Linked DNA regions of Mus musculus: region 2 is linked to region 1. Evidence: chromatin contacts called from ENCODE Hi-C data. All regions are on one chromosome and are shown on one strand. The core of a region is the stretch at or near the end of the contact, and the rest is flanking DNA. Distances in the headings are between cores, read along the strand shown. Region 1 holds the start of Msra (methionine sulfoxide reductase A). Region 2 holds the start of Kif13b (kinesin family member 13B).

Region 1 (5,767 bases), core at 483-2,982:
CTGGGCGACATGACACCCATGCTCCTCTTATACTTGACTTTTAAAAAATCATTAAGTTTGGAGGCTGTGCAGCTGTGTAACCTATCAGAAGTCTCCCTCCATCTCTGCTGCAGATAACCCCTGGGACGTGTCTGTGGCTTTCACTGTATTTATGGTTCAAAGGAAACTCAGCGTCAAAAACTCCATGTTGTATTCAACTGTATTTCTACTTTGCACTCAAGGAATGTTTGTTTGAACTGAGTAGCACAAGGTTAATGGCTTAGCAAAATCTCCTAGCCTCTCCTCTCCCCTTTCAAGTCTGAAGAGATCAAGATAAGATATTTCCACTGTCCACAGAAGTATCCAGTAGCCTTGTGATTACGGGTCAGGTCAACGGATCGCTGGCCTCCAGGTTTATGACGCCTAACTCCAAACTAGAAAGATACCTAGAGGCCTATAATTTGTCAGCTCCTGCCCTAAACCCCTCTCCTCAACCCTCTCTGCCTGAAGATAAATGGAGCCTGAAAAAAAAAAAAAAAAAAAACAGTTTACCTGGCCACCTTCTTCTGGTTTTGCTAACTTACCAAATAAGTCATTCTCTTTGTCCCCACTCTTTCTAAAATATTCAGGTCCCTTTCCAAGTGGAAAGCACATGAACTTGGATTCTGTACTGGGAACAGTGAGAACCTTTCAGGAACGAATACTCCCAAGAGTGGGGGGTTAGAAACATTACAATAGGGCTGACAAGGTAAAAGGTCAACAAGAACTACAATCCGATTTCAACTCCTAGGTCCTAAGTGGTGCAAGGAGAAAACTGAGTCACACAGGTAATCAGCTGATCTTCTCACGTGCGCCTGGGGCTTAAGGGAGCACACACAGACACCTCTTAGAGGCTTCATCCATAGCACGTGGAGTTTCTGCAAACGGGGGAGACAACCCAGCATGCCCTTGAAATAACTACAAACTGGGGAGGGTTCTTGCAACCAGCTCTGGCCGAAAATTACACTTCAAAACCTAAGTTCCCAGCGTTGTTAGGTCTGCCTCCAGCGCTTCCATGAACTGGCACCGCTAGACGCTCCTAGAGGCCTAGGTGAAAAGGAAGACTAAGGCTGGGCTCCCACCAGACTCCACTAGCCCCAAATACGGAGCTGCAGACCAGCAAACGGGCTGGGTCGATCCCAACGCTAAAGTCTTTCAGAGCGAGACTCAAACAAAGAGAAGCACGCAGGCAGGAGACTGCCCAGCTGAGCTCCCGCCCTTCCCGGGCTGGGGGGCGGGAGAACTGGGGGGAGGGGGGGATTCGCTGCTTCTTTGCGCACGCGTAGACTCCGACCTGGGACCCACCCGCGGTCCCGCACGTCTTCTTCCGGGAGGGCGCTGTGCGCAGGCTCCACGCGCATGCTCAGCAGCCGTGCCACCTTACCTGTTACAGGGATCGGCTCGGTGCGTCCCGGCAAGGCTTCCTCTGCGGAGATGACTTTCGAAGCTGAGTCGCCCATCCTCCGTACCGGGTTGGCGCTAGAGAGGAGCTGGAGAGCCCTTCTAGAGGCGGAGAGCATGGGCGGCGTGTCCGTCTCGCGGGGCAGACCTCCAGGCCTGGCTGTCTCTGAGGGACAAAGTTCCCAGAGTACGTGAAGCCGCGCGGGCCAAAATTGATGCTGGCTGGGCGCCACCGCGGGAGGTCAGAGTTGCTGCCGTTTCTCCACCTCCGCAGCCAGGGTTCCGGGTGCGATGTACTCACTCAACCACAAAGTAGAAAAGGGAAATCAATGTGTGTGCATAAAAAGGCAGCGAGCTAGAAGAAAGGCAGACCTATAAGAGGATGGCTAGATGGACAGCTAGGAAATTTGTCTATTTCTATCGGAACCATCTTGATAAGTCACATCGATCCAAAGTGAAACCAAAGCACAATTCTCAACACCACAAAGGATCAAGTACTCAACATGAAATATAAACATATAGTGTGTGTACGTGTATAAATGTATAAATACATTCTTCAGCGCATCTCACAGCCCATAAAGTAAACAATGTAGGCACAAATACATTGTTAAACGCTTTATGTGAATGAAGTTAATGGTGAAGTTGGACCAGACGGACTTCAGAAATTATGAGAGAATATTCCTAAACTGAATCTCTAGCCTTAATCTTTAGGTGGCTAGGACCAGATGAGTGATTTCAGAGGTCCTGTATGAGATTTTTGATTTACACACTGCCAAAATGGGCGGGTAGTCTCACATGAAGGAAGGAACTGAGGATTAGCGCCCACAGGGATTTGAAGCTTTGAAGCTAAGCTTCTCCGTGGGTTTAGTTACCACTTTGTGTTCATGTGGGACTGTAATATAAGGACTAGGATTAGTGTACTGCATAGAATGTTGCCAGACACACAACGTTAAACAGATTAAGGTGTTTGTCTTATAATGTAAAAGTCTCCTGGGCCAACTTGTTCTCAACAGTTTACTTGTGGCTTGCTTTTGCTGTGACATTATGCCAAGCAGGTTCTTTCTACGAGGCCTTGCCTGAAACCATCCCAAGATCCAAGATGTCCCGTCCAGGCTTGAAGAGGGCCTGGTCACTAAAAAAAAATGTGTTAAAAAAAATTGTACTTGTAATTTACTGCCCTTTGACACACAGTGACTTGCTTTTTCTGTTTTGTGGTTGACAGAACAAGGGTCATGCAAGAAAAACTTCGTAACTAAATACTGTGTAACGGAAGAATTTGTAATGTTAAGGGAAACTGCTTGTGTAATGTTAGGTATCCCAGAACCACAGTCCATAATATTTAGTATGTAAGATATATATATATATATATATATACACACACACACACACACACATTTCTACTTACCTACCAAGGGGAAATGAGTTTAAAAAAATAAAGTAAAAGCATTGTTTAGAGTTTTATTATTCAGAGTAGTGGGTCTCTTACTAAAGTTTCTTTCCTGCCTTGTGGTCCTAGAAATCCAACTCAAAACACCAAGCTTGGTGGCAGGCACTTTTACCTGCTGAGCCATCTCTCTGGCCCCACTTTAAACATTTTGAGGGTTCTGTGTACACTGTTTAAATGTTTTCAATGATCCTAATGGTTGTACTATACTCATGCAAGCATTTTGAAAGAAAGAAGCATCTCAATTTCTTTAAAGTTTCCTTCATACAAGTTTAACCTTATTTAACAAACTAGCTGTGTTGGCTGAGTTGTTTCCTGGCTTGTTTGTTGATTACAAAGTCTCTCTCTGTAGCCGTGGCATGGAATTCAAAGACCCACCTGCCTCTGCCTCCTAAATCCTGGGATTAAAGCTGTGGCTACCATATCAAACCTCTGAGATTTGTTTTTTGAGGAGAGAAAATAATTATGCTATTTTCAGGACTAAGCATTGCTTTTCCTTTAGACTCCAACAACTTCCTTCTGAGCCAGCCTCCATATTTACTGTCACGTGCTGTAATTACATCCTAATTACACTCAGGCTTCTGGCAAGTTCTAACAATTTATATCCTTCAAGATACGGTGTTCACATTCTCTTGGGCAACAACAAAGAATCTCAGAACACAGCAGGTTCAAGAAAGTAGATTATTTCTCCTAAGGATGTCACTCTAGAAGAAAACGGTCTTCCACTAAGCAGGACCCTGGCTCTTCTTCGATAGTGAGTGAGCTAAAAAGAGAGCTCAGTCATGCTCATTCTTCTGGGCCTCAGTCTAGACCCAGAACCTACACAAAAATTCTGGGCGTGGCAGCACACTCGCTATAGATAAGGGTGCAGCATAAACTGGACCATGCCATGGGTAGAATGAAGGGTTTATTGGCAAGCAAACTAACCAAGGTGTCTTGGCACAGGGCAGAGAGCCAAACAAACCAGCAGAAAAGCAGGTGTTATGTGACAACAAGCTGTCTTATCTGGGTTACCTGGGTTGATTGGGAACTAGGAGCCTTTGCCTGAGGTAGTTGACTTTGGGAAAAGATTAAAGGTGGTTCCTGGCAAACGGGACCTTCATTAGATCTGATTTTCTAGTAAACAGAAACCTGCCTTTAAGCTTGTTGACCTGGTAACAATCCTACTGCTTACCTTGCCGAAGTCCTTCTGTAGGACAGTCATCAACACTGCCATTTTGGGGTGCCACTTTGGACCTAACACTCATAACCTAAGCACTGGGGAGGCAGAAACAGGAAGATTTCTGAGGCTTACTACCCAGCCAATTTAGTTAGCTTACTTGGTGAGCTCCAAGCCAGGAGGCCCTATCTCAAAAACAAACAAACAAACAAACAAATACAATAAACACAATAAATACAGTACATCCAAGGAATGGAGAAATGATATCAAGTGTTGAATTCTGATCTCAACAAGCATACAATCAAATGAACCACACAACAACAGGAAAAACTAGCATGATGGTGCAAGTCTGTAACCCCAGTATTTGGGAAGTGGAGGTACCTTAGTTAGGGTTTCTATTACTGTCAAGAGACACCGTGCCTGAGGCAACTCTTATAAAGGAAAATTTTAACTGGGACTGGCTTACAATTTCAGAGGTTTAGTCATTGATCATCATGGTAGGAAACATGGCAGCATCCAGGCAGACATGGTGCTAGAGAGGTAGCTGAGAGTTCTACATCTTGATCCACAGGCAGCAGAAGGAGACTGCATTCCATACTTGAGCATAAGAGACCTCAAAGCCCATTCTCACAGGATACACTTACTCCACCAAGGCCACACCTCCTAGTAGTGCTACTCCCCATGAACCAAGCATTCAAACACATGACTCTACGGGGAACGAAACATACCTATTCAAACTATCACAGGAGGCAAGAGTGCAAGGCTGGCCTCAGCTATACAGTGAGTTTGAAGCCAGCCTGAGCTCCATGAGCTCTGTATCCAAACCAAAAAACAATAAAAACCCTATGAAAGAATCAACATAGAAAAGCATTTTCATCTAGCATGGATTAGGAAGCAGATTGTTATCTAAGGATCTGGTTGCATACGACTTCCCTAATTGAAACATATGTGTTTCTGGCTCGCCAGTGTCAGTGTTCAGCCGTTTTACTTTACTAGGCATCTGTACTACAACTAGTCATAGATTCTGCTAGAAGCTTCCTTGGTTTGCCAGGTAGCTGTGTCCCATCACAGGCTAAGCCTCAGTGGGATCACGCACATGGAGGACTCGGGCCTTCTGAAGAAGAAAAGGCCAGTGACTCAGAGAAGTTGCTCAAGAGCCAACAAGTGCCTAGCATTTGGCTGTCACCTCTACTCTATTAAACTGCAAATACAGCAAAGGTGCCCTGGCATGCTCACACAGATAAGGTTTCACTTACCTCAGTCGAGAGACACCCTTATAAATGAATAAACAAAAAGCTTAAGTGACATTTACATTTGCATACTTATAACCAAGTGGCTTTATATACAGCCTGTCTCCAGAAGATACAAAGCTGTCTGAAGAATTTAATTAATTGCATGGATTATTTTACTGAATTTTTTAAGGGGAAGATGAAATGAGAATAGCCTTCATTACAAAGCAGGAGGCTCCTGTTAGCTCTGCATGCTTTATTTTTAACCTTCGCTCCAACCCCTTTTCAAAGTTTTATAGGTAAAGAAACTCAGGCTCAGAAAGATGCCCAAACAAACAGGTACTAAGGGGAGGAACTTGGATTCAAATCTGAGTGTTCCCAAGTTCCAAGGTCAAGGTCACAGCTTTACAAAAAAAAAAAAATCTAGGGTGGACCTGGCTGAGATAAATGCCTCACTTCTTCAGCACTGACTTTGTTGGTTGGACCTGAGTGGAACACAGAAGGGAATGATTTGGG
Region 2 (5,572 bases), core at 1,156-3,655, 210 kb after region 1:
CAGCACGCTAACTTGAACAGCTCCAGTTTCGGTTTATCTGGCTGTGGAGCCCCTGGGGCTCTCCAGGCTGCAGGTTGTAACCTGCAGCTAGCTGTCTTTCCTCTCTCACCTGTCGCTGGGTGGTGACTTACAGGCCTTAAGAATCTTCTGCATCTTCACTGAGGATCAAGAGACCTTGAGTCCAAAGGGAGACTAACCACAATTCCTCAGGGCCTTTGTCCTGAATTTCCATGTAAATAAAATTTCCTGTTGAAACTTCTTAACCTTCTTTTTTCTTATCTCACTGCCCCAGTTTAAAAAGCTAGAGTGGGGCTGGGCATTGAAGCTCACATCTGTAGTCCCAGTAGTTGGGAGGCTGAGGTAGGAGCTTGGAGCCTAGACTCGTCTCAATTTATGGCAATCTTCCTGCTTCGGTTTGCTGAGTGCTGGGATTATAGTATGTCCAGTGCTATTCCTGTTTGATTTAGTGTTACTAACATATAGTAAGGGTCATTAATGCACCCCAAATCTGACTTTTGTGTTGGCTAAACAGAACATGTTTGTAGGATAGACTTGGTGCACAAACCACCAACCAGCAGTCTCTGTGAGGCTGATAAACAGTATTTACACTTTGGTTTCATTGACTCACACGATAAATGTCACTGCAGGTTGGGTGACACAGGGTCTCCACTTTACACATTAAAAAAGATGAAATTTGAGTGGCCAAATAAGTTGACCGTGACCACAGGTTGGCAAATGAGTGGGATTTGAGTTAAGTTTGTTTCCATAACCCAAGGTTATGACTCAGAGGATGCAGAGGCTGTGGTCAAGGTTGAATGCATCCATTTATCCTGAAGGATAAGTCAGTAAAGAAACAAGAGGGGGACAAGGCAGTCAGAGAAAATCATCAAAATCAAGGATCAAACCCAGAGGTCTTAAAAAGGAGAGGAAGAGGTTTTCAGATGAAGGGTCAGTTCTTGGACACCGTAGTCTCAATACAGATTGCTAGAGTTTAAGAGTCCTGCAGAATCGAGGTGAGGCGAGGTGCAAACCTTTAGCTCCAGCACTTAGAAGGCAGAAGCAGATGGATCTCTGAAGTGGAGACCAGTCTGTCTACTGAGTGAGTTTACAGACCAGCTAGGGCTAGATACAGAGGCAGGCGAGAGAGGCCTCAGGTCTGTTATTCCAGCTACTTGAGAGGGTGAGACAGGAAGATTGCAAGTAAAAAGCTAATTTGAGCAACTCATGTGGACCTCTATCAAAACCCAAAGCACAGGGGCTGGAGAGCTGGCTCACTGGGCTCTATTCTCTGCCCCTATGTGGTGGCTCGCAACTCTCTGTAATTCTAGGTCCAGGGGATCGGATGCCCTCTTCTGAATTCAGCACAGGCATACAGATATACATTCAGGCAAACATCCATAAACATAAAAAAAGAAGAGAAAAAGAAGTAAAAAAACAAAACAAAACAAACCCCAAAAACCCCACCCATCCAATGAAAAACTATAACAAAACTCCAAACAGGGCCATTGAGATGGTTCAGTGGGTAAATGTTCTGGCTTGCTAGCCAGATAACTGAATTCCATCCCTAGGACCCACAGGGTAGATAGAAGGAGAGAACTGACTCTTGAAAGTTGTCTTTTGACACATGCTCCCACATGTGTACACACACACACACATCCAATAAATAAATAAATAAATAACAAGTACATTACACAGAAGGGGAAAGGCCCAGCACCAACAAGGCAGTGTATGTATTTTCCCAGCTCACTAGCCCATTCCTATTCTTAGAAGTGCCTTTTCTTTCTTTCTTTTTCTTTTTTCTTTTTTTGAGACAGGGTTTCTCTTTATATTCCTGGCTATACTGGATCTCATGCTATAGACCAGACTGGCCTCAAACTCAACAGCGATCAGCCTATTTTTGCTTCCCAAGTGCTGGGGTTAAAGGCCTGTGACACCATGGCCAGTTGGCTTTCTCTTTCTTAATAAACTATCTCTACTTTTATTATCTCAAAAAATAATAAAAGGAAGGCTGGGAATATAACTCAAGGATAGAGCGCTTGCCTACCATTCATAAAGTGCTAATTTTAATGTCCAGAAAACTCTCCACACGCACACAAAAGAGAAGTTAGGTGTTGCGGGATGGACAGGGAAAATCCTGCAACAGATAGGAAGGAAGGAAGAGAGAGGAAGAAGTAAAGAAAGAGAAGGAAAAGAAAGGAGAGGGAGGTACAGGAACAGCGGCACAATTGTAAAACGGCGACAGATGACTACAAGTTCCAGAGAGCGGCGCGCGAATTTTCCCGCCAGCGCCTCGGCCTGACTTGTGGGAACTACACATCCCAGCATGCCCCGGGACGCACCGGTCCTCGCCCCTCGTCGGTCCCGCCCCCTTTTCCCCCACAGCCCCCGCCCGCCGGGTTGGCCTCGGAGAGTTTGTCCGGTGGCCGAGGTAGACGGAGGTGCAGTGAGAACCCCGGCGGTAGCACGATGGGAGACTCCAAAGTGAAAGTGGCGGTACGGGTCCGGCCAATGAACCGACGAGGTGAGCGCTTGTCCCGGGCCGGGGGCGACAGGTGCCTGTGGTGGTAGAGCTTCGGCGTCCCGGGGGTCTCGGCGGGCTCCCTTCAGCGCGCGTGCGCCCTCGACGGCGCGGTCGGGCCCTCAGCCCTCCGCCCCGCCAGCTGTCACCGAGCTCTCCAGGCCTGGGGCAGCTCCGGCCTCGCAGTCCTCCTGTGTACGCAGCTCTTAGGGCGGACAGCCCTACTTTTCGATTTTCCACGTTCTCCCTTGAACCTGCACCTTGTGGCTGTTTGCAGAAAAGGAAGGACATGCATGCCTTCTTAGTTCTTTTCTGGTTTATGACTGTCGAGAGGTTTCCTTTTTTTCCTTTTGCTTGAAGTGATAGTCATCATCTCAACAATAAATAGTCTCAGTGCCAAGATTCTTGGGAAATTGTATCTTTCAGACATGCTCTGAAGTCTGTAGGGAGGGTAGAGAAAGTAGATAAACCCAGGACACGTAAATCATCTATCCAAGTTGGAAAGACTGAAGCCCAACTTGAATCCGGGGAGTAGCTGCTTTTTGCCTCTGTAGCTTCACCAGAGGGTGACTGGGCAGGGTACTTAAAATGAGGTGATGTGTTTGAAAACACTTTCTAGACAAGTCTTGTTATTGAGGTTGCTGCCGCGCTCCCGGGAGATGGAATTGCTGCTAATTGATTTAGACTACTGACTAGCTAGAGCCATTATTAAGTGCAGGAGTCATTTTCCAAGGTTTCTAGTTTGTTTTACTGTGTTTAAAGTCTAGTGTGTAGGAAATAGTTTTTCTGTCTCCTTGCCCTTTTGTGTATGTATTGAGGTAAGTAGGTGTAAAAGTTAACAAAGATTTCTCTGGTTGGTTGTTCCTTGGGAACTTGGTGTCTCTGTTTTCTTGTCGTTGGTTTGCCTACTTGAACCTGCTGAAGTCTATGAGGCAAGCTTTTCCCCTGAAGACGGAACTTTTTAAGCTCTCAGCTCATTGCCTCCTAACATCCAGGTTCTCACAAAACAGAGTGAGTAGCTTAGAAGTCTGAAAGTTTTCAGTTCTCCCATTTTTTGAGTATCCAGACATCTTTATTTTAGATCACTTCACCTCATTGTGATCATTACTGCGATTAAAAAAAAACTAAAGAAAAAAAGAAAACAGCCAAATGAAATCCGACATATCTGGGAATGATTCGGAAAGGAAGGGTTCAGCACATTCTTAAAATTTCCTTTTTGCAAAACCCTTGGAAATGTCAGTGCTGAAGGAGGCCTCTAACCAGCCACCACAGCAGGGTTTGGCACAGATAGTTAGAGCCGGACTCTTCCTTGTTTTCTCTTACTGGGAGGAAGCTACTGTCTTTAATTTGCTATGCTTGTAATTCTGACAGTGGCTGTTACTAATGCTCAGAGTTTTGAGATATTCGTTGAATGATTTCTAGCTGTTCCTTGTATTCCTTCCTTTCTCTTTCTTTCCTATTTTTGAGACTGGGTCTCTGTACATAGCCCTGGAACTCATTATGTAGACCAAGCTGGCCTCAGATTCATAGAAATATGCCTGCCTCTGCCCAGATCTTTGGTGCTGGGATTAAAGGCATTCGCCACAACACCTGACCCTTCTTTTCTTTTTAAAACTTAGGTGCTAAGGATCTGAACTCTGGTCCTCACTTGGTTTTCATCCATTAAACCATCTGAGTTCAACCAACCACCCAGGCATCTCCCCAGTCCTATTTTTTTTTTTTTTTTCATTTATTTAGAGGCAGTCTCTGTGTAGACCAGGGTGGCCTGGGACTTGCAGTCATCTTCCTCCCTCAGCCTCCTGAGTGCATTGCAGGGGTGCACCAACCACTCCTGGCTGAACTCACTTTAAAATGAATGTTTACAGTTTGGCCCCATTGTCCAGTGGCAGCTGCCCCGTAGTCTCTTTGCTTACTCTGTCTTCTGTTTCTAGTGCTCATCATAGATAATTTCTTCATCTACAGGTTATTATGCAATATAATAGAGAGGAATCTTAAAGCTTGTTATTTCTGAGTTGGCATCTTGAATTCCTATGAAAAGGGAGTAACAAAATTGAGCTCCTTTTTGCTGAGTTTGAAAAGAATTCTATTTAAGCATTGCTTCTGGGGAATGTAGTGTTTTAAGGGATAGCATGTGGCTGTCAAGTAGTTGGGTCTAGTCCTGAGTGCTCCTGACTCAGTGTGTATGTGCGGGAAGTGTCCTGAGGATTGACATGGAGACAGGCTGAGACTGGGTCACTGGGTTGTATTTCTGATCATAGACTCTGTTGTTTGAGTGACATTTGTGTCTTTTGAGGGAAGTCCAAAGGTTTCCAGAACTCTTCAGGGTAGGGTTCGATTCTTGTGTGACTCAGTGGCTGGTTGTGCTTAAGGGGGTTCAGTTTTTCTGCTTAACTGTCTGTGGGGTTGGGAAAATTAATTGAATATTAATTGGTAGTTCCTAATTTAATGATAACTAGAGTTGTAGTGGTTAATTTGTCAAGATAAAGAAAGGAAGTGTGTGTGTGTCTATGTGTTTGTGTGTCGTCTGTCTCTCTGTCGATGTCTGTAATCTTAAAACTTGGTGGAGGCAGAAGGATCTCTGAGGTGAGTCTGGGCTGTGTACATAGTAAAGTTGCTTTTTTAAAAAATTAAAAAATTCTCTACATCCTTGTCTGCTAACCAACTAACCTTCCTTCCTCCCGGCTTCTATTTTCTACCTTTTTTTACCTTTGGTGATGCTGGGGTCTTAACCAGGGCCTTGCATACACTAATGTTTTCATTCTGATGTTATGCTCACATGTGTGTGTAATCTTACATGGCCTTAATATTACAGCTTCTAATCATCTGAAATAGGAAGCTAAACTGCTAAAGAAAATTATTTCTTTACTGCTAAATAGGAAGCTAAACTGCTAAAGAATAAATATTTCTTAAAAGATCTTGGGACATCAGTGGGAGGAGAGGCCCTTGGGCCTGAGGGTGTTCGATGCCCCAGTGTAGGGGAATGCCTAAGAGGGAAGACAGGAGTGGGTGGGTGGGTGGGGGAACACTCTCATAGAGGCAGGGGGAAGGAGGATG

What was found. Hi-C counts contacts between places; a loop is a spot of excess contacts on that map.
Region 2: a loop to region 1 is called in a map of heart, with 2.0 times the contacts of the local background. The contact joins the promoter of Kif13b here to the promoter of Msra in region 1. A Hi-C loop is called at or near these places in 2 of 37 maps with a recorded cell type or tissue (T-helper 17 cell and heart).

What each region holds. Positions count from the first base shown.
Region 1 is chr14:64,439,308-64,445,074 of GRCm38, forward strand. Msra (methionine sulfoxide reductase A) reads right to left here and starts at 1,733. Exons shown (of 6, transcript NM_001253712.1): 1 at 1,403-1,733. The coding sequence starts at 1,538.
Region 2 is chr14:64,650,136-64,655,707 of GRCm38, forward strand. Kif13b (kinesin family member 13B) reads left to right here and starts at 2,406. Exons shown (of 40, transcript NM_001081177.2): 1 at 2,406-2,521. The coding sequence starts at 2,467.